3 separate regions of the Homo sapiens genome follow, and regions 1 and 2 are each linked to region 3. Evidence: chromatin loops called from intact Hi-C (ENCODE). Cell type or tissue: psoas muscle. All regions are shown on one strand.

Evidence for each region. A loop is a pair of places that touch in the nucleus more often than their neighbours do. Peaks named below come from ENCODE experiments on the same cell type or tissue, not always from the same donor. Only the 100,000 strongest peaks of a DNase experiment are listed, where the experiment ranks them.
Region 1: a loop joins it to region 3, with 5 times the contacts of the local background. A loop is called at or near these places in 18 of 110 quality-filtered maps.
Region 2: a loop joins it to region 3, with 2.3 times the contacts of the local background. A loop is called at or near these places in 7 of 110 quality-filtered maps.

The regions. Positions count from the first base shown.
Region 1 is chr18:13,509,628-13,517,627 of GRCh38, forward strand. All of the region lies in intron 4 of LDLRAD4 (low density lipoprotein receptor class A domain containing 4), which reads left to right. Among named protein-coding and RNA genes, the nearest start is that of LDLRAD4-AS3, 43 kb to the left of the region's middle. RefSeq lists a silencer at 3,567-3,676. In psoas muscle, no CTCF peak of the experiment used is centred here; a DNase peak (open chromatin) is centred at 3,574; H3K27ac peaks cover 5,610 bases.
Region 2 is chr18:13,408,995-13,416,994 of GRCh38, forward strand. All of the region lies in intron 3 of LDLRAD4 (low density lipoprotein receptor class A domain containing 4), which reads left to right. Among named protein-coding and RNA genes, the nearest start is that of LDLRAD4-AS1, 15 kb to the right of the region's middle. In psoas muscle, no CTCF peak of the experiment used is centred here; a DNase peak (open chromatin) is centred at 4,097; H3K4me3 peaks cover 342 bases; H3K27ac peaks cover 2,115 bases.
Region 3 is chr18:13,219,429-13,227,428 of GRCh38, forward strand. The region is part of intron 1 of LDLRAD4 (low density lipoprotein receptor class A domain containing 4); the gene reads left to right. Among named protein-coding and RNA genes, the nearest start is that of LDLRAD4, 4.7 kb to the left of the region's middle. In psoas muscle, no CTCF peak of the experiment used is centred here; DNase peaks (open chromatin) are centred at 1,253, 3,193, 3,673, 4,183 and 2 weaker places; H3K4me3 peaks cover 4,474 bases; H3K27ac peaks cover 5,047 bases.

The DNA.
Region 1 (8,000 bases), 290 kb after region 3:
TAGTTGTTAAAGCATTGGTAGAGCTTGAGAGGATTGACTTCAATTTTGAAAGAAGTTCTGCTGTGGATCAAATGCTATCAAATAGCATTGCATGTACAGAGAAATCTTTTGTCAAAGGAAGAGTCAATCAATGAGGCACTCTTCATTGTTTTCTTATTTTAAGAAATTGCCACAGCTACCCCAGCCTTCAGCAACCACCACTGTGATCATTCAGCAGCCGTCAACATTGAGGCAAGACCCTCCACCAGCAAAAAGATTACAACACAATGAAGGCTCAGGTGATCATTAGCACTTTTTAGCAATGAAGTGTCTTTGATTTAAGGTATGTACCTTTTTTAGACGTAATGCTGTCACACGCTAGAGAGACTACAGTATGGTGGAAACCTAACTTTTATATGCACTGGGAAGCCGAAATATCTGTGTGACTCACTTTGTTGCAATATTCACTTTATTTTGGCGGCCTGGAACTGAATCTGCAGCATCTCCGAGTATGTCTGTGTTGTAGTAACTGAAATGTGAACCGTATTGTTCAGAGGCAGGTGTTATTTAACTAAATCATGGGAACTGAGATGTTTTTGTATCTGAACTGCGTAAAGTGGGGATAGCCTCTCCGTGGTTAGATCTAGAATGGAAGAGGTAATATGTTTTTGTGGGAATGGGGACCTATGATTTTAGCTAAATCCCAGGAGTCAGCTTGGAGACTTTCTGCATGTCATGCAGCCTCCTGGGGCCTCAGTTTCTCTTCTGTACAAGGCTGAATAACCTTCACAAAGTCTCTTCTAGCTCTAAAACTATTTGGTTCTATGATGCAGGAGTCCTTTAGAGAGAGTTCCAAAGAGAGGCATAAATAATTATTAGAAATCATCTTTGATATAATGGACTTTGGAGAGTTGGGGGGAATGTTGGGAGGGGGCGAGGGGTAAAAGACTACATATTGGGTACAGTGTACACTGCTTGTGTGATGGGTGCACTAAAATCCAGAATTCATGACTATAGAACCCACCCAAGTGATTAAAACCACTTATACCCCAAAAGTATTGAAATAAAAAAATCATCTTTAAAAATATGAGGAAAGGCAAAGTCAGTTGGGTTGGCCTTTCTGGTGCAGAATGACAGTGTCAACACCTGTTAAGTTTCCCAGCCAGGGCTGGTGATGGACTGTCTGTCTCCACGGCAGAGTATGGAAGCAGAGAGGCACTACCTGGGGCAGAGGGAGATACGGCTGAAAGCATGGAGAGGATTAATGTGGCTGGGGTGAGGAGTGAGAGGGAAACTTCAACACAAAACAAAACAGGAAGATAGTGGAGATGGTGCTCCAGTGATCTTTTTATCTGCTTGGAAAAAAATGGAATTAAATTCAGATCTTCCAAAGAAAAGCTAATACATGTAAGTTAGGAAAACGGCAGTGATTTCTGGGAGCAACATTCTTCAAGCCTGGATTAGTTCACCCATAGAAGTCATGGAACTCATGTCCTCACACACAGGATCTGTGAGGAGCGGCCCAAGTGCAGCCTGCAGAAGGAAGAGGAGAAAACTGGACCTGCTCAGAAGGCCTCTGTCCACTGAGCTTTAGATCCTGTTTCTGAAAAGGGAAGGCAAAATGTGCTCAAAAAGAAATCACACAGGGCCGGGCACAGTGGCTCACTCCTGTAATCCCAGCACTTTGGGAGGCTGAGGCGGGCGGATCATGAGGTCAGGCGTTCAAGACCAGCCATCTCTACTAAAAATACAAAAATTAGCCGGGCATGGTCTCGCACACCTGTAATCCCAGCTACTGAGGAGGCTGAGGCAGGAGAATTGCTCAAAGCCGGGAGGAGGAGGTTGTAGTGAGCCGAGATCGTGCCACTGCACTCCAGCCTGGGTGACAGAGTGAGACTCCGTCTCAAAATAAATAAATAGTCACACAGGTTATCAGTGTACTATTAATAGAAAATGGGCATATTCTTTGAAAATTATGGGTAAAGAAAGGAAATATATGACATGAATTCTGTAATCGTTTTCTGATAGGTAGAAATTTCCCTCAAGGACTGACTTGAATGGACGGGGATGAGAAAGACAGTGATTGTTTCTGGCCCCTCAGTAGGAAAGGCGGGGACATGGGTACAGGTGCCGGAACAGCCCCAGCATTGGTTCTCCCTCGGGCGTGCTGGGCCAAGAAACGTTGGCTCTCAGGAATAAAAATCCCCAGACCTAAAACAAAGAGAAGACCTTGGCCTCCTCTCTGTTTGCTCAGCTTAATGCCCCCAAATCAGACTGTATGAGGAAACACACAAGAAATGTATTTTTAGCGTCACTGGCATGGGGCATGTTCTGGGGACCAGAAAGATGTACAACATCTGGGATGTATGTACCATGACAGCTGATGTATGTAGTCGACATTTCTTTATGCATAGAAATTAAGTTTCTAACAAGGAGCGCTTGCGTTGCTCCGTTTATCTAAATCAGGTTGGAAGGCAAAATATCGTGTTTTGTTTTTAAATGTAATTTCCTTCCTGTTCCTTTTCATGGTTGTGTCTCATGCTGGGCCTACAGGGTAGATATAGGCTGAGTAAGAAAATGTGGCCATATTTTAGCTATGCCATTATTTTAACCCCTCAGCCACACATCTGCTGTGGCATGAAGTACCTGACTGAAATAAACCTCCACCAGAGTCATGATACAGGAATGATCTTCCTAAAACCCTACATAACTATAGCCACTCAGTCATCTGTGGCCTCCTTTCCTTTGGGGACAACTTTGTAAGAAAATAATCTCAAAACAGGAACATCCCTTGTGGTTTTGTGAGGTGCTCGCCATGAGCTTCTGGAGTGGAAAAGGTTGTGTGCTTACAATGTGGGTGTTGAGTTCTTTTCAAACCTTAATGCTTTTGGACATATATTATGTTCCTAATAGTTTTGCTGCTCTTGATGTTCACATTCTGGATTCTTACTTCCTTAGATTCATTGAGTAATTTTATGTAGTTCACAGTTCCTAGGTTAAATGGACTTGATCAATTCTTCCTTGAGCTTTAGAGAACTAATGACTACTGCATTTAATTTGAGAAAATTAGAGATTGATTTTTCCAGGTATTCTGCCTCCTCCCTCCTCTAACTCTAACTGCATTTATGTTTAACTTTAAAATTTACACCCATATTTTTGGGATAACTAGGTTCCGATACTGTCCTGGGTATTACTGGTCAAATTCCAGTTGGCTGTAATATGTTGGGATTTCACATTTTGCTTGAAAATAAATTTGGCAGTGGAGATCACTTGCACTGAAAAGTAAATTTTTTTGGCTTATTTTATACGTTACCCTATCCTGTCTTCTCTCACTGCCTTTTGGACTTCGGAGATTGTCTCTGAATTATCAAATGATAGTGCAGTGGATGAAGTTTGGCCACAGATGCTAGTTGCTCAGCAGCAGTTCCTTTAAACGAATAAGGGTCTAAACTGCCCAGAGGGCCAGCACCAGAACAGGGTCTTGCACATTACATAAGCTCCATAAGTGTGCACAGTCTGATGATCATGTCATCCAGCCTGCCCTACATTGCAGTTTGCTTTGTTCTGGGTGGCACTTGCCCCGGGGTCACAGAGCTGCCCTGACAGGTGACAGAGCCTGGCCAGCCCTCACTGTAATACACTCTGCACCCTTCCTGTCTCCAGGCTTACAGACAGCCTAGTAACGGTTTCTGTAATCTGAGCTGTCTGCTGCTTCAGAACACATTTAGAGATCAGTAAGCAAGTCACATTTTCCGTGTTAACCACTGTGGGCTAAACACAAGATGTTTTTGTGGGTGGGCAACTTTGTGTCTCCATGGACATTTTTTGGCCATACTTATATAGTTAAGAAGTTATTAAATTACATGTGTTTTTCCCTTCTTTTGTTAGGGAAAATGCAAACTTCAGGAGCTTCAGATCTTCTTCTTGGGGATCCCGTGGGGAGCTGGATCCTCAGATATTTAGGAGCGGACAGGTCCTCACAGGCTTCCACCTTCATCGTCTTCATCAGTCTCCGTTTATTGTGAGCTTTCAGAGCTTATGCTGAATTTTCTTGCTATGTTCAAATCACCAGGGCCCCAAGCCTTGGACCTATGTTGGGCTTTGATTTCATGAGAGCGTGTTAGAGGTTACTCATGGAACACCTGTCAGGCCAAGGTAAAAGTGTATAAGGTGGGTCCTACCCTGGCACACTTAGCCTGTCTTTTTAAGCTTGAAACATTTAAAAGTATTTAGAGATCTTGTTGATGAAGACTCTGATTCAAAGTCAGAACTTGGAGAAATTCAGATAGACATCCTGAGAATTTTCAGCAGAAAGTAATATAGGCTTTTTCAGCTAGAAGGGCCATAGCTCACCATTGTGGATCAATTCAGGGAACTGGGGTGCTGGAGAAAGCATGATCCATACAGTCCCAACAGACTTTTGCCTCTTGCCAGGAAGTTGGAGAGATTGGAGATTATTGTTGTTGTATTTCATGTGTACTTTGTCGTATATGTTAACTCTTGTACTAACTTCTAGTAAACTGTATATAGGTCTCATTCCATAATAGGGGCCCACCCATTTTCAAAGAATCCATAATAACTCGTGGAGGGCTGAAGTCCTGGGTTGTATCCTGACTCTCTCTGTGAACTGTGACCTTGGAAGAGTAAACCGTTTCTTTAAACCTCAGTTTCCTCCTCTCTACAATGAGATAATAAACCAATTTCACATAATTACTGTGGGAATTAGATGAATACAAATAAATCACCTAGCACAGTGTCTAGCATATAATAAATATACAACAGATATCGATTCCATTTATAAAGCTTCCTTCCTCCATTTATAAAGCTAAGAGTTAAATAACCCATTCTCGTATAATTGACCATGGATATCCGAGTCAGGTGGGCCTCGCTGACAGGTGAGCCAGGATTCTAGGGCCAAATAGAGACAGACGAGGTAATGGGAAAGGCTGACATCATAGGCCGTGGTAGCCCTCTCTGGGGACTACTTGTTAACACTGTCTTAAGACTATTTAAATTCCATATTTGTGTCTATGTGTATATTTATTTAAAGAAGCCGTGGGTTCGCTTGGTCTTGTAACTTCCACCTTGGACAGCTGTGTCTCTGAGCTAATCCCAGGATCACAGGCTTAATGCAATGCAGCTTGATGAGCTAAGCTCATGCAGAAGCCCTGGTGAAACCCAGGCTGGTGTTGCTGCCCAGCCTCTGCAAACATCCTGGTGCACAGGTGAGAGTTGTAGGTTCAACGTCTCTGCTCAAACCCACCCTACACTATTTGTAGGTGAGCAAGCCATTGACAGAGGCTCTTTCAAGCCCTGGACTGTAACATCTCTCCATGCTTTCACTGAAAGGCATGTTTGCCCACCCCCACCCCCACATTACCACTGTGGGCAAAGCATGGAAGGTATTTAGGTGGGTGGGCAACTTTTTTTCTTTGTGGACATTTTGCTATATTTAAATGGTTGTGAAGTAACTGAATTACATAACTGTTAAAGGGTCAGCCTTTAGAGAAGACAAATGTAAGCGGTGGAGCATATGGTCTCGATAGGCTTGGGTTCTGTTCGTCTCCCGAATAGGCCTTCCTTGTGCACAACACTGGCGTGCATTCTTTCTTCTGCCTGCCTCTGTTATTACATTGGTTTTAAAGAAACCAAAATCCTTGGTGAGCTGCCTGTAGGCATGAGGGAAGGAAGGATGAGTATTTCTGACTTTGCTTTTTGAAAAGCTTCCAAATGTGGAGCAAAGAACAGGAGACAAACAAGGAGTGGTGGTGGTTCTTGCATGTCACTTTGAATGTAACTTTGAAGCCAGGTTGTCCTAGATGGCTTATGGTTATAGGACAGTTGTCTTAAAAAACAAAAACTAAAACTACAGCACATAGACACCAACACAGATGAGCAAATGCTAAATTGTCATGTAATGCAAGTGACTGATCAGATGTATAGCACTGGTGAAAGGTTCCTGCTGTTTTGCCAGCCTCTTGAAGGAATCTCAGTAGACTTACAAATTCACGTTTATGTTTCATCATTTAACAATGGTTCTTTATTTTACCTTTTTAAGGACCTAATAAATAAGTCAGACAATGACACAAGATTTGGAGAGCTGAAACATTTCTAAATTATATTACGATCACTACTGCTTGAGGTATTTATTTGCATTTTATGGGGAATTTCTTAAGCAACCTGAAATTTTTTGTTTTGTTTCGTTTCATTTTGTTTTGAGTCAGTGTCTTTCTTTGTCGCCCAGGCTGGAGTGCAACCTGGAGTGCCACAATTATAGCTGACTGCAGCTTTGAATTCCTGGGCTCAAGGGATCCTCCCACCTCAGCTTCCCAAGTAGCTGCGACTACAGGCACATGCCACCATGCTTGGCTAATTAAAAATTTTTTTTTGTAGAGACGGGACCTTACCATGTTGCTCAGACTGGTCTTGAACTCCTGGCCTCAAGTGATCCACCCACCTTGGCCTCCCAAAGCACTGGGATTACAGGCCTGAGCCATTGCACTCGGCCTAAGCTGAAATGTTTTGGTTCCTAAAAGTGTCCATGTGTAAGAAAAAAGAACTGTAGGTCTTTGGACCATATCAAGGTTTTATTTACATATCCCCCTCTTCCCTACACCCAAAATTGAATGTAGAAAAAGTGAGGGTGTTGCAAATACAAGTGACAGTAACAAACTTCGAATGAGGTTGAACCTTTACAGCAGCAGTGAAGCCATGAACGATCTCTTCCGGGTGTCCTAGAGGAGCCCTCGTGCCTTACAGGAAGTTCTAGCCCTGTGCAGCCAACACACACCTGTATTTGTTCAGATGTCACCTTGGTGGCACAGTACAGATCCAGGGGACACCTGTGCCTCTGAGGCCGTCGGGGAGGGTGTGCTGTGGAGAGACCTGAGGACTCTGGTAGCGCCCTCCTTCACAAATGTGTGTACATCGTGTGGCTCTTTATTGCTAGGGTGGCATTTGAAATTTCGTTTATTTCTAAAAACCAACAGAGCGGCACTTCAAGTGGACACTATTTTTGATTCAGGGATCAGTGTCTGAGAGCATCAGTGTATTTCAATCCTAAAAAGTTTTATAAATTCTGTATAAGGTCATATAAAGGTGTTTAGGTTTGTTACCCTGGATAATGGCGATTCATTTGGAGAAGAAGCCTTTCACGATGCTTCCTGACGGCACCTTCTTTGAAGGAGAGTGGCCTTATATCAGCCTGTGTTCCTTAGGCAGCTGGCATCCCTTCATTTCATTTTGTTCCTTTATTTATTTTGAGACAGGGTCTTGCTCTGTTCCCCAGGCTGGAGTGCAGTGGCACAATCCTAGATCACTGCAGCCTCGAACTCCTAACCTCAAGTGATCTTTCCGCCTCAGCTTCTCGAATATCTGGGACTACAGGCACATGCTGCCACACCCGGCTAATTGTTTGATTTTTCTGCAGAGACAGAGTCTGGCTGTGTTGCCTAGGTTGGCCTTGAACTCCTGGACTCAAGCGATCCTCCCGCCTTGGCCTCCCAAAGTGCCAGGATTACAGATGTGAGCCACTGCACCTGGCCTGGCATCTCTTTTAAAAATGGCTTATTAAATATTGAGTTGATATAAGCAAATATGTATAACCTATGTGTGAGGTATTAAGAATCATCAATTCCAGTGGATGCTTATGTCCCCACTACCCAGTTCCAGCAGAAGAATGTTCCTGTCATCTTCCACTTCCCTTACACAGACACATCTTCTTTCTCTAACTGGATGACTCCCCATGTGGGACAACTGCCTGCACGATACACATGAGTAATGATGTGGTTTTCCCTCCACAAGGTCCCGAGGAACCAGAGGTAGCTCCGTTTTGGAAAGAGCTTCCTGGTTGCCCATGGGTTATGAAGTCTGCTGGTGAGGCTTCCTTAGATGTCTGAATGTCTCTGGTGGCCATCTGTAAGATGCAGTCAGTCACTGTGTTCAGGGAGGGCGGCCCGTGGATGCCTGGCTTCCACACAAGCAGTGTGGTCCTGGAGGCACACGTGGGGTTCCTGGAAGGA
Region 2 (8,000 bases), 190 kb after region 3:
TGAAGGTCTCTAAGAACATCTTACTGAGACTTCAGAGGAGCTGTGTGATCCTGCCTTTGTGTCACAGCCCACCCCTGACCCCCAAATAGGCCTGCCCATGAAGAGCTGGGTTCTGCCTGTTTTCCACATTACCTCCGTGACATGGTATAATCACACTGTTTATTGTTTTTTGTTTGTTTGTTTGTTTTTTCACTAGGGAAGTAACTGGCTAGTTTCATAATACAGATGAGACCAGGCCTCATGGCAGTGAGTGAGTGATTGAGGAGGGCCTGGAAGGGGTGGGTAGGCTGCTGCCTCCCCTCCCAGGGAAGGGGGAGATGTGTGGGGGCCCCCTTGGGGATCCTGTGTAAAATGCTTAATTGCCCTCTAGGGATCTGTCCTTAACTATAGATGATTCCTCACCATATTGTTTGTGGTTACCCTGCCTATAGATTATTAAATAACCTTGTCTCTTATTTATTGCCATTAGACACAGGAAGACTTTAAGCTACTGATAGATAGGTCAGACTATTAACCTATTGTATCTTATGTGCAATTTACATTCTTAAACATTTCTATCTTCAACCTGTATCTTATTTAGTTTCTAGAACATATGCCAATTTTGTATTATATCTGACAGCATGAACATTCTCTAAACTAATTCTTAATGGACTGTTTCATTCTTAGATTAGGGACAGCTTGGGCCATTCGCAAGCTGGAGGAGAAGAGTTTCAGATGAATTCCAGTTAGTACATGTAGAAGAATTGAGGAAAATAGAAAATCACCATCAGAACATCATAATAATGATGCTGTAGGTGAGACCTGATACTGGGTGCTGAAATTAGTCAATGAGAAAGGAGAAACAAGATATTTGAATAGTCTCAAAGTGTCTTTCCAAGTATAAATGTTTATTAATTATGAAAAGAAAATAGTAGGTTTAGAGTGAAGGAAACTGGCAAACACTGAGTGCTCAAGGTCAACATCAGCAACAATAAACATACCCACACGTGGTACCCCAGGGCACGACGCACTGAGTGGGCACACTGCCTCTGTGGTGTTCTTCCCAGTAATGCAGAATCTTATTCTAATCGTGATAAGACACCGCACAGACCCAAATCGAAGGACGTTCTGCAAAACACTGGACCAGCAGTTTTCAAAAGTGTCAAGGCTCTGAAAGGCAAGGAGGGACTTCCGACCTGACATGGCATGGGGGGCGCTAAGGAGACGGGACAAACACACCACAGGCTCCTAGATGGGATCCTGATGGGGGGCGCTAAGGAGACGGGACAAACACACCACAGGCTCCTAGATGGGATCCTGGGATAGAAGAGGGACATTATTCAGAAAAACTGGTGAAATTCAAATAATAATAGGAGTATGCCAATTTAATTTCTTAGTTTTGATGATTGCACTGCAGCTGTCAGATGTAAACACTGGAGAAGGTGGGTTAAGGAGAGTAGACAGGAACTCTAGTGATTTTACAACTCTTCCTCACATTTAAAATTATCTCAAAGTAAGAAGTTTACAGAAACCTTTATGGGTATGTATACCCTTTTAATTGACATTCAGTTTTGCTATTGTTTACACAGTGAGGCTTAATCTGCATTAATGGATGGAAACATAGCATATAAGGAGTCCAGGATGACAGATAATGGCCTACACTGGACTTTGAAATATGTTGTGTATACATTTCTCCTCCTTCCTCAGATTTGCCTTGTGATTAGGCTAACAATCTAAGAGATAAGGCCAATCAGGTTAGATGCTGGCAGGAAATTCATAAAACTGATTATTTCTTGGGAAACTGAAAGCTCTGTTTGTAAAAGGCTAGCTTGATTTCAGTGGATGGCTTTTTGTTAGTGGGAAGTGGAGATTCAGGGCAAAATGCAGGAATGGGTTTTTAGGGTACAGTGGCTGCCCCTCCAGTTGAAGGTCCATGGGGTGCATTCTCATGGCCACCAGAGAAGATGGCAGTTAGTTATTATAAGTATCAATACGGGCCAGGTGCGGTGGCTTACGCCTATAATCCCAGCACTTTGGGAGACTGAGGCGGGTGGATTGCTTGCATCCAGGAGTTTAAGACCAGCCTGGGCAACATAGCAAAATCCCGTCTCTACTAAAAATACAAACATTTAGCTGGGTGTTGTGGCATGCACCTGTATTCCCAGCTACTTGGGAAGCTGAGGTAGGAGGATCACCTGAGTCTGGGAGGTGAAGTTTGAAGTGAGCTGAGATTGTGCCACTGCACTTCAACCTGGGTGACAGAACCAGACCCTGTCTCAAAAAAAAAAAAAAGAAAGAAAAAAAAGTGCCTCTATAGAGTCCTAAGAGCAAAATCATCTTTTGTTAGTATGCTTATCTCATAGTTTTGCCGTAAGTGCTTAACAAATGCTTGAACAAAGCATTTGCTATTAGACTAATATGTTACTACTTCCAAGTATTTTACTTGGATACTGATATGGTTTGGCTGTGTCCTTACCCAAATCTCATCTTGAATTGTAGTTTCCATAATTCCCACCTGTCGTGAGAGGGACCCAGTTGGAGGTAATTGAATCACAGGGATGAGTCTTTCCTATGCTGTTCTCATGATAGTGAATAAGTCTCATGTGATCTGATGGTTTTATAAAGGGCAGTTCCCCTGCACACGCTCTCTTGCCTGCTACCAGGTAAGACGTGACTTTGCTCCTCATTTGCCTTCAGCCATGATTGTGAGGCCTCCCCAGCCATGTGGAACTGTGAGTCCATTAAACCTCTTTCCTTTATAAATTATCCAGTCCCTGTTATGTCTTTATTAGCAGTGTGAGAACAGAATAATACAGATACTTTTGTTGAAATTGCCATCATGAGACCCAACCCAGTAGTCTGCACCCAAGTTCTTTTTTGTTTCTTTGAGACAGAGTCTTACTCTGTTTTCCAGGCTGGAGTGCAGTGGGGCAATCATGGCTCACTGTAGCCTTGACCTCCTGGGCTCAAGCAGTCCTCCCACCCCAGCCTCTTGAGTAGCTGATTACAGGTGCACATCACCAATGCCCAGCTAATTAAAAAAATTGTTTGGTAGAGATAGGGTCTCACTATGTTGCCCAGGCTGGTCTCAAACTCCTGGACTCAAGTGATCCTCCCACCTCAGCCTCCCAAGTGTTGAGATTACAGGGATGAGCCATCACGCCTGGCCTGCACTGAGTTCTGAAGTTAGTATTTGCTCAGGGCAATTCCCTAACTCTTTGACAGTAGTCAGATCAGTGGCATGACTTTGCCTCAGTTACTGCATTGTCTGCTACTTCCTCATATGTAATCTCTGGCCCCATCACACTGCCTACTATTCCTAGAGCATGACATGTCCTTTACACCCAGCCTCTGTTCTTTCCAGCTCTTAAAGTATCCTTATCTTTCTTTTCTCTCTGAAAAATTTCTGCTCATTTTCAGCACTCAGGTCAGCTAATATCTCCCTTATAAAGAAGTATTATCATAAGGTTCCATATTTCTCTATTATAACATTTACCATGGTGTTTCTATTTGAATGAATGAGATTCATTCACTTCTCTCTCATCCATTCATATGATATTGATCAAGTGCCTATTATGGACTAGGTACATGAGGAACTAGAGAGACAGCAGTGAAGGTTCAGACAGGGTCCCCGACTTTATGGGCCTCCACTCCAGCAGGGCAGGTGGACTGAACTAGCTATATAATTACGGTGGTGAGAAAAGGATTTGTTTACCTGTTAGCATTTCTAGATTATGAGCTCTTGGAGGGCATGGATTTTTGTCTTCCTTGTTTTTGAAGCCCCAGTGTCTTAGAATAGCACCCGGCAGCCAGTAGGCGCTCCGTAAGTGAACGAATGAACTGAGCACTTAATGTACCAATTTGTACATGATCTTATGGACGATCACTTTGCTCCCAGCAGCTTCTCAAATTTTTATTGATCTATGAACCGAGCTGAGAAGTTCATAGTTGAAGACTGTCCTGAGCTTCCTGGATGCGCTGCTTCCTTCTCCTGGTACGTAGTAAGGGCAGCGTGTGTGACCTGACAGGATCACAGCAAGGCTGTGCATCAGTCAGGATTCTTCTTGCAGGCAACAGCCACCACCAGCAGGAAGGGCTCCTCTTGAGCCTTGCTGTCTTCTCATGTTTCCAGTGCCACGTCAAGCCCAGGATGGTGCTTTGAGTGGAGCTTGGGTCGCATGACTGTGCTTGGCTGTAAGGAAGGTTGGAATCCAGTGCTGTGCTTGTATCTGCGTTTTCTGTTGCAAAGGCACTCCCTTTCCCACAGACCTATCAAGTGGGGAGGGAAGGAGGTTTCAGTGCTTGGCAAGAAATATCACTGTACGTGTTCACTACTCACTGACATGTAATTGGTCAACTGTTCGTAAATTCCGGCTATTTTGTGTTTAAGCTGATAGAGAATTCTGACAAAGTAAATGTGAGCTTCTGCGGAAGTTTCTATCACAGTATTTTTAAACATGCATCAATATCTTTGTAAATTGAATTGCTCCGTTTAACCTCATCTCATAGTGTGATCAATCGAGGCCTCAGGTCTCTGACCAGGCACTTGCAGTAATTTTTCAAGAACACTGTATTTGACAGAAACAGCCTGGTAGAATGTGATTTGGGAAAAGGGATAATGTCTTCAATTGAGTACGGAAATTATGTCTTTAAACGTCTGGGAATTCTATTCAATCATTCAGTCAACTGTCAACATTTACTGGATGTCCAGTGTTTGCAGTGACCTAACGATTGCTGTGTAGTGATTTGCATTCTTTAGTAAGTTTTTCCAAGAAGTTTTATATCTTCTTTCTAGGAGAGAGTATGGTTGGGCTGGGCGGGGTGGCACACGCCTGTAATCTCAGCGACTGTGGGAAGCTGAGGCAGAGGAGTGCTTGAGCCCAGGAGTAGGAGTGCAGCCCATGCAACATAGAGAAACTCCAGAAATTAAAAAAAAAAAATTTTTTTTTAAATCACTGGGAAAAGAAATAATTATAAGAGAGTACCTGCGTTTCTACCCATACCCGAGGTTTTCTTGTTTGTGATCATTAAATAAGTGGATGGTGTTGCTCTGGTGGTGTGCTGGACATATTTTCTCAAACCAGAGGTGCACTATAGTCCACCATGCTTTGTTCCAAAATTTGTAGTGGAGGTCTACCTCATGCCTCGTTTTGTGCCAGGCACAAATGAAATCCAGAGATGAACATCTTGGGGTGCCTGCCTTAGCAGGCAAGACTCTTGGTTGAAGGGACAGCAGGTGGGCCTTGGGGCCAGGCATCCTTGGGAGATGCCTCCATCCCCACCATTGCTTGGCTTTGTTGCTTTGGGCAAGTCACATGACCTCTTGGAGCCCGTTTCATCCTTGTAGGATGGGGTTACTGATACCCACCTCATTGCACTAAGTGGGCCAGTGAATGTACAGTTCAGTACCTTCCTCATGCAGTTGGCATCTCTATTGTCACTGTCACTTAGAGGCCAGAGGACAGGCAGGACCCAGACACTGGAGTGCATTTGATGCCAGGCTGTGGAATTTGAATTTTACAAAGAGGAGTCATGTTTCCATTTACTAATTACACGATTAACTGGAGAATATGCTAAAGTCCCCCATTGTCACAAATTACAGTTTCTTTCTTACTTTTGCATTTCTGTGTTTGCTGCAGCCCAGCAGGAGGTCCATTAAACCAAAAGGACTCATTATCTCCTCAGGACAGGGATGGTGAGGGAGGAGGCTGGCTTGCAGACACCTGCCCTTGCTGTCCTCAGCAGGAAAGGGTGGGGAGCTCGAGAAGGAGAAGCCCACACGCCCTTCTGTCCTTGGACTGTGTAGACCTTCTTAGGGTGGCTTCATTATTTGCCAGGCAGTAAACTCCCTGATTATCAGACACATCTGTATGCCAAGCGAAGTATTAAAACAGACTCTTTGCAAAGCCTATGGAAGTGTTTTTTGGGCAACCACTCTTGGTACTGTTTTCATGCATGACCTTGGATAATTGACATTTGTCTGTGGTTCAAACTGGAGATGTCCAGTGCTTACAGATACCTAAAGATTGCTGTGTAGTAATTTGCATTCTTTAGTAAGTTTTTCCAAGAAGTTTTATATCTTCTTTCTGTGAGAGTACAGCTGGGCTGGGCAGTGTGGTCCATGCCTGTAATCTCAGCTACTCTGGGAGGCTGGTTGTGGGGGCATCTGTTGCCTGGAGGTCTCTGGAATAATACAACACAGGGCCCTGAGCCCCAGAAATGCTGGCTTATTCCTCTTGAGTTTCCTCCTCAGTTAAGGGATTATTCAGGTTTCCAAAACACACAGTCTCTTATGACCTGAGAAAGGTCTCTCATTTGCATTTGCTCATTACGGTGGGTAATAGACTGGAAGTATGACCTTTCTCCAGTTAACGACCCTTCCCCACAGACGAGGCTTGCGTGCCTGTGTCTATAGCACATAGTGCGCCTGAGCTGATGATGTGGCTCTTCTGAACAGCTGCGGTGGCAGCCCTGAGGCCAAGGCCCCGGCTACTCTAGGGTGGGTGTGGGGTGGGAGGTGTGCTTTCCCACCAAAGGAAGTCTGGTTGTATAGGCAGACTTGTCTCCCCGGTGGTTAGGGCTGTCTGAGGAGCTGCTCTTGTTTCCAAGAGTTTCAGGTACGTAGTGTACTGAGGGGAGCCCCCAGGATTAATACACAAAGTGGATGACACCTCCAGGTTACTAGAGAGGCAAACCTCACCCCCCCAGGACGGTCCCTTGCAAACCCTTGCAGTCCGCCATATCCATCTTTCCCACTGGATTCCAGTTCTCCAAGGAAAAGCCAGGGCCTGGAGCCAGGGCCACGCTGCCCGGTGTCCCAGCCCAGCAGGCATCAGGGTGGGTGGGGAGCCTGGGCTGCCCGGAGGGGTGCTCCCTCTATGCCCTTGTACCCCACGTGGCTCCTTCTTTGAAGCTGTGTCTCAGTCCCAGGGGAGAGCCTTCCAGGATGGAGGTTGAGAGGAGGGGAACGTGCATGGCTCTGTCTTCATCTCTGCGGTGACTTGCGTCGTAGGAGAGCTTTGGTGTGGGCTGTGCTGGCCAGTCATCACAGTGCCCTGCAGGGCGCAGGGCTGAGGGCAGGCTGACCAGACCTTCCATGAAGAGATCGGGCTGGCGGGGACACTGGAGTCCTCACTCTGCTGAGTCCAGCTCTGCCACACGTGGGCTATTCTGAGCTATGGCGAGTCATCATCCTCAGTTTCCCTTTGGCGAAGTGGGCCCAGTGATGCCCAGGAGCACCTTTTGAGGGTTGAGTGTGCAGCTTTAAATGCGAATGCCCACGATTCTGTGTTCTCCAGCCAAGTGTGGGGTACCCAGACCTCTTCCAGTTCTTGCCCTTCTTTTAAGTGGTTTGCATGAGATCCTCCAAGCACTGTCACTTTTTGAAACCCTGGCTTTTGTTTCCAGTTTCCTTTTCCAACAATAACAGGAACTTTGTGTTTAGTGGTTGGTGGTTCCACCTTCACTTAATGGGTTCGTCATCTCTCTGGGCATGTGAGCAGGGCTCGGGATCACGTCTCTGCTATAGAGACACACGGTGAAAACAGGCTTCAGCAGAGAACCACCGTTTGAATTATATGATGGCTTAAAGAAAGCTCTGTGTCTACTTCTGACATCTGTGTTTCTTGGTATGATGCTGGCACCTTAAAACATTTTTGCCCGTGTCTAGTAATATAGGAATTCATTCACTCATTTATTTATTCAACAAAATTTTCTTTGCTATTTGCAAAAATGTTATTTGCTATAGCAAATAAAAGCTATGCTCTATGCAATGGAAGAACACAGGTATGAACTATACAAGATTAATTCCTTTACAAAACTCTTAATAAAGGGAAAAACACTTATGAAAATAGAAGGTATCATTAATAATTATAGCATACACTTACATAATACTCTCTGTGCCACACTATTCTTGGTGCTTTCTATTTATATTATTTCAATTAATCCTCATAGCAACGTGTGAGGTAGGTACTATTTCTGTCTCCTTTTTATAGCTAAGGGAACTGAACCACAGACAGGTT
Region 3 (8,000 bases):
TTTTTCTCTTTTCTAATTATTTTGGCATCTTCTCATCCCCGGACCAGCGCTGCTTTCTAAATGTTAATTACCATTGCAATACATATTTATTGAGGGCCTACTATGTGTTAGGCATTGTAGGATGTGAGGTAAGAGTAGCTGCACAGAATGTGGGTTCTGAGCGCTAGTATTAGTAAGTTATTTGCAGTAGAGGTGGATAGAGATGGTGAGCAGCATTGACTCTCAAAAATAGGGTCCTATGGCTGGTAAGGAGGTTGGTGCCTTCTCGAAGGGCTAGTGCTGGGAAGCTTCCTTTTAAAAACGGCCCTTTCTGCCGGTTTGGCTAGCCAAGAATGGCATCCTCCTCTCTGTATCTTCCCTGGAGCTTCAGGACTGAGTATTGAATGACAGAGAAGGTTCTGCAAAGTCTGCACAGGGAGACTGCCATTGCATCAAGTCATGTCTGCATTCTGTATATGGTATTGTCTTTTCTAGTCTTTAACTCGAGTGTGTTGTCATCTGTAACTCTCCCTTTGTACTCTGCACAATTCTTCTGGAATATAGTCTTTGTGTTCAGTCAAGGATCAGAGTGTCAAATCTGAGTCATTACATAGACAAATGAGGATGTCTGAGTATTACCCATGTATATTTATTGAATTATATTTGGTTTCCCATCAACCCTTGAAATGTTATTTGATGGACCTTTCTAAGCAGTGCTTTTTAAAACAGGGGGCTAACTTCCTTATGATCTTTGAAAGCTTAATTCTTTTTAAGAGCTTCATTTTGCTATTGACATTGAACACAGTGTTAGGAATTAGGGCTGGGAATGTAAATGCCAGTAAGGGATTTGCTGTAATGGAATTGTAGCTACCTTCCTCCCTTGTTTTAAATGACCTCTCTAATTTCTTAACATTCTGCTGTTACCCTTGGAAGGGCTTGCCATTGTTGGCCATGGTCCTGGTTCGTGTAGGTTTGTATTTACATTGGAGAAGACTCTTCCCGGCAGGTTTTTAGGGCTGTCTCTTGAATCCTCTCATGGGCTTGGTTTGCAAGACCACAATCCTGCAGTGGAACGCAGCCAGTGCCAGCTGCTTATTAAGGGATTTTGTGCCAATTTGTTGGCACATTATTTGAGACTCCTGCACCCCACCCTACTCCCACTGGAGTATATACATACATAGACAAATATTTATTTTCCCCCAACTGCTGACAGTGTTCTAAGAATAGTTTTCTTGCCTGGCACGCGGAGAGCAAGGGCCCGTCTGCAGAGGTGTTTACAGTTTGGGACTGTGCTGTAGTCTTGGTTGACTTAGCAGCCTGGCAGACCAGCCTCATAGCTCCTGGGACGCTCTCTGTTTTTGCTCTGGGCTGCTGCAGGGGTAACCTCCCTGACTGATAGGGAAGCACAGTCAGAGGAGAGTGACTTTTGCTCCTTGTGCATGGTTTCTGGCAGGCAGTCCAGCAGAGATCCCTGAGCTCCTGACGTCTCTGCATGTAGCCAGCATAAAGTCTCCTTGTGGTGGGTGGGAGGTGACTGCTCTACGTCATCACGTAAAACCAAAGCCACCTCAGGGCCCTGGGCAGGAATTCTTGAAATTGTAGACTGCTCTGATCTTTCTGGTAGTCCTTGCCATGTTTCTTCTCATCTTTCTTTGGAATCTGGGCTTATCCAGTCTCTATGATGTGTCCTTCTTCCTGTGTAAGAGTTAGTAGAGAAGGAAAAATGTTATCCCTCAAGAAGTGATAAAACATTGTAAAAGAAGAGCGCACCATATTAACCTGGAAAAATTTTTGGAAATAGTTAACAGAATGTATAGCGGCACATGGATATTAAATATGAATAGCGGCAAAATTGCTATGTAGTCCAAAATTATTCTTTTCTTTCTTCCTTCCTCTCTGTCTCCTTCCCTCTCTCCCTCTGTTCCTTCCTTTTTTTAGGTCTCAGAAAAAAATCTCCTGGAAGCCATTATTTTCTGATGTCAAAGAGACTTTCTGCCTATATGAACTGTGTTAGTTTAGAATTACATCTTGACCTATATTACGGGTGTACATGGAAGATGAGTCTTAAGTTTCAAAATAGGAATGCAAAGGTTCTGTCTACTATTTGAAAATTTAGGCCACAAGACCTGCCACTTTTTAGGGACATTTTTTGGGGGGCATTGTTTGCTTCATTGTTAGGCAGAGAAAGGACTGAAGCTAGTACCTGTACTATTAATTATGCTGAAAATATTGGGTTTGAATTTTCAGTTAATGTCATTTTTTTCCATCACAGGAGGAATTGAAAATGATGTCTGTATTGTCACATATCCATGTGATTTAAGAATGGATTGCTTTTCTTTTGAGTTCTCACTAAAAATGGTACTTTGGCCTTTTAAGCTGTTTTTGTGAAGACTTTTCTTTCCACCAAGCTTGTTTTCCAGATAGGTCTTGGAGATTACAAAGAACATAGATATAATTTCTCCCTTGATTGGCAGCTGCGAGCTTTCCCGGACAAAAATAATGCTGCACTGTGCCAAATGGTTGACTTTTCTAGAATAAAAACTCTAAAGGGTATGCAAAAAGTCCTCTGGTTAATATATTGGCATTCCCAGAACCCACTAACACTCCGGCAGCCTGCCAGACTCCACTTAACGAGGACACAGAATGTCTGGCTCAATCCCCATGAGCAGACGGGGGTGGGGTCTGGATGTCCACACCCTTTATTAATTTTTAATGACTGTACTTTTGTTTTGCAGATTTTCCTCTGTACCCCCTTCTCAACCGTCTCCTACAACGTCACTCCCCCCATCCATTTATTTACTCATTTACTTGGCATCGGAAAAATGTCGAGCTGTTCAGGGTTAAGGATCCTGCTGAGGGATCATTTCTGTTTGCATGGGTTCTTTTGTTGTTGGTTTTTTTTTCTTTTTCTTCCTTTTTTTTTTGGAAGAGGAAGAGAGAAAAGGAACAGAAAAGATGACAACTATTTTTTTTTAAGGATGCTTTATTGTCTGCTGGAAAAAGAGAAGCATTTACGAAACTTTAAGTTTGTCAGACAGTTTATGTGACAGTGCAAGTTGGTGCTTGCCAAGCTCCAGACAGATTGTTAATGTTACATGACAGGGATAAATAAATTACCGCTGTCTGCAACACGCTTGCACTGCAAACGCACTCTGCAGCCGGCGGCCGGCTGGGCGCCGCTCATGGGCCTGGTGTGCATGCAGCTGCGCAGAGGGCCTCTGCCTGCCGCCTAGAATTCTGTGCCTCGGTTCGGAAATGAAAAGGGTGTGCCTTGCTTTTATTTTTGGCTCTACTGCAGGGCAGTAGAATCCAAGGAGCAACTCTGTGTCCTTTATTTTGCTAGGCTGCTCCGCCTCCTCCCCTGCCCTGGCCCCACCTCTGGTCCACACTCCCGTTCTTCCTCTGAGCAGGGAAATCAGGCACCTAGCTTCTTCCCAGGAGACCTCAACTTTGTTCTTAGCTGCCCAGGGCCTAAAGTATCTCAAAGCCAAGTTTCAAGCTGTTTACAGTTGTGTTCTTTCTGCAGGTGCAGACACTGAGAACAAATTGTCTACGATAGATAAGGCTGTACTGGCCTGGGAGGGCCTGGGTGGCACTCCTTGGGCATAATGTACTTTCATCTGGGCAATTTGGAAGCTCAGCTGGCAGAGTGACAGGTGTAATGAACTTAATGGTCTTGCCCTAGTTGTTTGCGGACACACAGCTCATGTTACAAAGCCACCTCATACCAGGGGCCCCTGCCAAATGATTTGCTCTTCTCTTTGTGGATGGGACTTGGGGACTGGACGACTGAGTGGCGTTAAGGTAGGGAAGGGGGTGGGTGTGAGTGATGTGTGTTTGCCCTCATCTGCTCTGTTCCTAAAAGGACCTAGAGAGTCTCCTGAAAGTAGGCCTTGAGAGAAAGAAATTCTTCCCACTCACACTGGCTAGCCATCCTCCATGCCAGGTGTCGCGAGGACCCTCTGCAGATGTGCTTCGACTTCCTGCCTCTGGGGTTTGCAGAATGGCAGGCAGGCTTTTTGCCACACTGTGTGGCTTCCTGGTACACTGCTGGCCTGGCTGCTGGGATTCTTCAGAAGAGGGCTGGGCCGGCAATGCACAGCCAGGCATTGTTCTCGGAGTCCGTGGCCCCAGGGGCCAGCAACCTGTGCACAGAGCTGCAAGGGAATTTCCATTGGAAAGTCTCTCTGCTTCCGAAGGCAGCCGCTGGAGAGGCTGTAGGAGGCCAGGCTGCTTTCCGAAGGGCTCCCTGACCTCTAACCAGGGCACGTGGGCAGATAATAATAACAGCAGCTCCAAGTGCTTCTGTAGCCTCTCCTGTGTGCCAGGCTCTGTTCTGAGGGCTGCCATACACTGATTCACTAATCTAATCCTCACAGCGGCCCTGTGACATGGGTCCTCCTGCCATCTGCATGTTACAGAGATGTCAAGACATTGCCCAGAGTCACCAACTTGTGAATAAAGGGTGGAGCAGCCTGGGCAGTATCGCTCCAGGTTCTGGGATCTGCCTCTGGAGCTAAATGAGGTGGGACCTGGGTCAGGGATTCTTCATCTGGGACCACTTACTGGCAGGGTGCCATTCTCTTCTTGTCCCCATACAGGTCCCACTGGGACTCTATCCAGCCAGCAAGTTCAGGGTTTTGTCCTTCTTGCCTCCGTGCTGTAGCCCTCCCTCCCCAACTCCCTCCCCTGTTTTTAATCCTAATCTCTGCTCTCTGCCTGTTTTACCTGTGGCAAGAGCCTCAGTTATGAGCACTGGACCATGGCAGCTTTGTCTCTGTCCACCTTATCCCTTGAGTTCCTTGAGAGAAAGACAAAGCAACAGTCAGCAGGAGTGCTGGTATTGCCAGATATTTCTTCTGCACTGGTCCTTAAAACCACTTCCATCAGCCTCCCCATGGCACCTCTGGGTGTAGCCTGGTGGAGTGTGACTGCCCGGTTCCTGGGAGCAGCTAACTGCCTGGGTCTGGGGGTGTGTGCTGGGAATGCCCCCACCAGCTGTCTCTTCACTCGGAGGGATCCAGTTCATCCCAGGACAAAGAGCACTATAGTTTCTTTCTTTCTTTCTTTTTTTTTTTTTTTTTTTTTTTGAGACGGAGTCTCGCTCTGTCGCCCAGGCTGGAGTTCAGTGGCGCAATCTCGGCCCACTGTAAGCTCTGCCTCCAGGGTTCATGCCATTCTCCTGCCTCAGCTTCCCGAGTAGCTGGGATTACAGGCACGTGCCACCACGCCCGGCTAATTTTTTCATATTTTTAGTAGAGACGGGGTTTCAGCGTGTTAGCCAGGATGGTCTTGATCTCCTGACCTCATGATCCGCCCGTCTTGGCCTCCCAAAGTGCTGAGATTACAGGCATGAGCCACTGCATCTGGCCTACAGTTTCTTTAAAAATGAAAAAAAGTTATCCCATCTTTAAGAGTCTCTCTTTTTTTTTTTTTTCTTAGATAGAGTCTCCCTTTATTACCCAGGCTGGAGTGCAGTGGCGTGATCCATCTCAGCTCACTGCAACCTCCGTCCCAGGTTCAAGCGATTCTTGTACCTCAACCTCCTAAATTGAGTAGCTGGGATTACAGGCATGCACCACTACACCTAGCTATTTTATGTATTTTTAGTAGAGACGGGGTTTCGTCATGTTGGCCAGGCTGGTTTCTCACTCCTCACCTCAAGTGATCCGCCCGCCTCAGCCTCCCAAAGTGCTGGGATTACAGGTGTGAGCCACTGCGCCAGGCCAAGAGTCTCTGTTTTGCTCCATGAGGTATAGGTAAATGAATCATGCATATTGACGTGTACGTCCTATGAAATGTTGTCCACCTTGGACAAGCTAAATCTTTGAGATTGTGGGACCTAAAGGGAGTACCCAAGAGATGCACATATCATGGGCCTAGCAGGACAGTCAGCTCTTTGCAAACTGGTCCACGGTATCAGGCAGGAAAGGGTGTCCCTCACAGCTCTTGAGCCACCCCCAGCAGCTGGGATGGATGCTGACCCCTATGTAGATACTACCAGGTGTCCCACATGTTGCAGGGCATTTCTGAGCCTTTGTGGCATGGGGCTAGCCCGGCATGGGGCTGATTAAGTTACGGTTGAGGAGGTGAAGACCTCTAGAGAGACTGTCCTGGTCTGGGCCCTGTCCACTCTGTCAACAGCTCTCAGTAGCCACGCATTGTCATGACCCAAGGTGCAAGGCCTGTCTTGGGGTAGCTGCTCCTAGCAGCATCTGTGGGACAAATAACGTTTTCTTTTCCTGATACATGTGTACTGAAGAGAATTAGGAAATAGGGAAAGAAGGAAGAAAATAAAAATCACTGAAATTATCTATGATCTCACTGCTAGAGATGATTAGTAGGTTAGTAGATTCCAGGTTTATTAATTAATTATAAAGTCATTTATGTACTTTTTAGGAAGCTTAGCATTCTTTCATGAATATTTTTCATGTGATTTAAATATTCTCCAAAAATCCTACTTCTAGATTGTATAATATTCTATTCTATGGTTATATTGTTATTTTTTTAAAACCAGTTTTAGGACATTGAGGCTGTTACCGGTTTTCTCTGTTATAAATATGATTGCATTGAACGTCTTTAAACTTTTTTTTTAGAAATTTATTACATAACTTGATAATTTAAAAAAATGGAGATGGGGTCTTGCTCTGTTGTCCAGGCTGGAGTGCAGTGGTGTGATCTCGGCTCATTGCAACCGCCATTTCTCAGGCTTGTGGCATCCTCTGCCCTCAGCCTCCTAAGTATCTGGGACTACAGATGCTGCCATGCCTTGCTTTTTTTTTTTTTTTTTTTTTGTAGAGACCGGGTTTCGCCATGTTGCCCAGGCTGGTCTCAAATTCCCGGGCTGAAGCAATCTTCCCGCCTTGGCCTCCCAGGGTGCTAGGATTACAGGCGTGAGCCCCTGTGCTTGGCCTGAACATTTTTTAAAACATTGTTTGGGTAGATTCTTAAAAGGGAAATTGGGGGCTATAAGACTTTTAAGGGTCCTCCAAAAATATTGCCAGATGGGGCTTTCAGAATGGGAGAGGCAACTTAGATTCCCACAGAGAAGAGGGTGACTGCACCCTTGTCAATGCCGAATATTATTTAAAAAACCTTTGCAAATTTGGCAGTAAATGATATGGGCACATGACGTTTAAATTTTCTTTCCTATCTTTTTATTTTGAAAATCTGACTTTGTGTCATCTGGCTTATCGATGAAAAGAGTTTTGCTGTTTGCTAGAATTTTGTTAAGGCCAAACATCATAATGTCAGTGGATGATCTCAGTAGGTGGGGTAAGACCTTTGTGCTTTTTAAAATTTGAATAAAATAAAATAAAATAAAATAAAATAAAATAAAATAAAATAAAATAGAATTAAATTCTACTCAGGTAGGTTCAGGGCAATAAACATTCTAATAACATGTCTTTTAAACAAATTATAGGATACGATGGGCATAGACTGCTCTTGGTCTTCCCCCAGCCTCCTCATCCTCCCTCTTTAGGGGTAGCCTTGAACTTGCAATGGAGAATGAGGGCCAGGAGGGGGTGGAGTCAGCACCTGGCTGTCTGGATAGCCCCACCATACCTTGTTCAGTCGCTTCTCTTCATTTCAAATGATCCCTATTGGACCTCACACTCTTTGCTAGTCTTGCCCCTAAGGATGCAGACAGAAAATTCATGATGGGCAGACAGAAAATTCATGATCCTCCATACTCCATTCTTGTGTCGTCTGTGGAGGACCTCCACATCCTCTGCAAATGTGCTAAAGTTTTCTGCTTTCCTCCAAGGCATCAGCCCTTCCAGAGTTGCAACAACTATGAACAGTGCCTGACCTCTTAAGCTGTTGCTCCTAAAGCTTGAGAGAGATGAAAAAATCACTTTACTAGGTGGTGATGAACTAATTAAAGACAGTCTTTCATTGAGGGGTTGGAAGCAGCTGGAATGGAGGGTGCTTACCGTGCTGGAGGGAGCAAGATGGCACCACTTTCTCTAGGGCTGGTCATGATCGGTGTGGTTTTGTTCACAGGCACCTGAGCACAT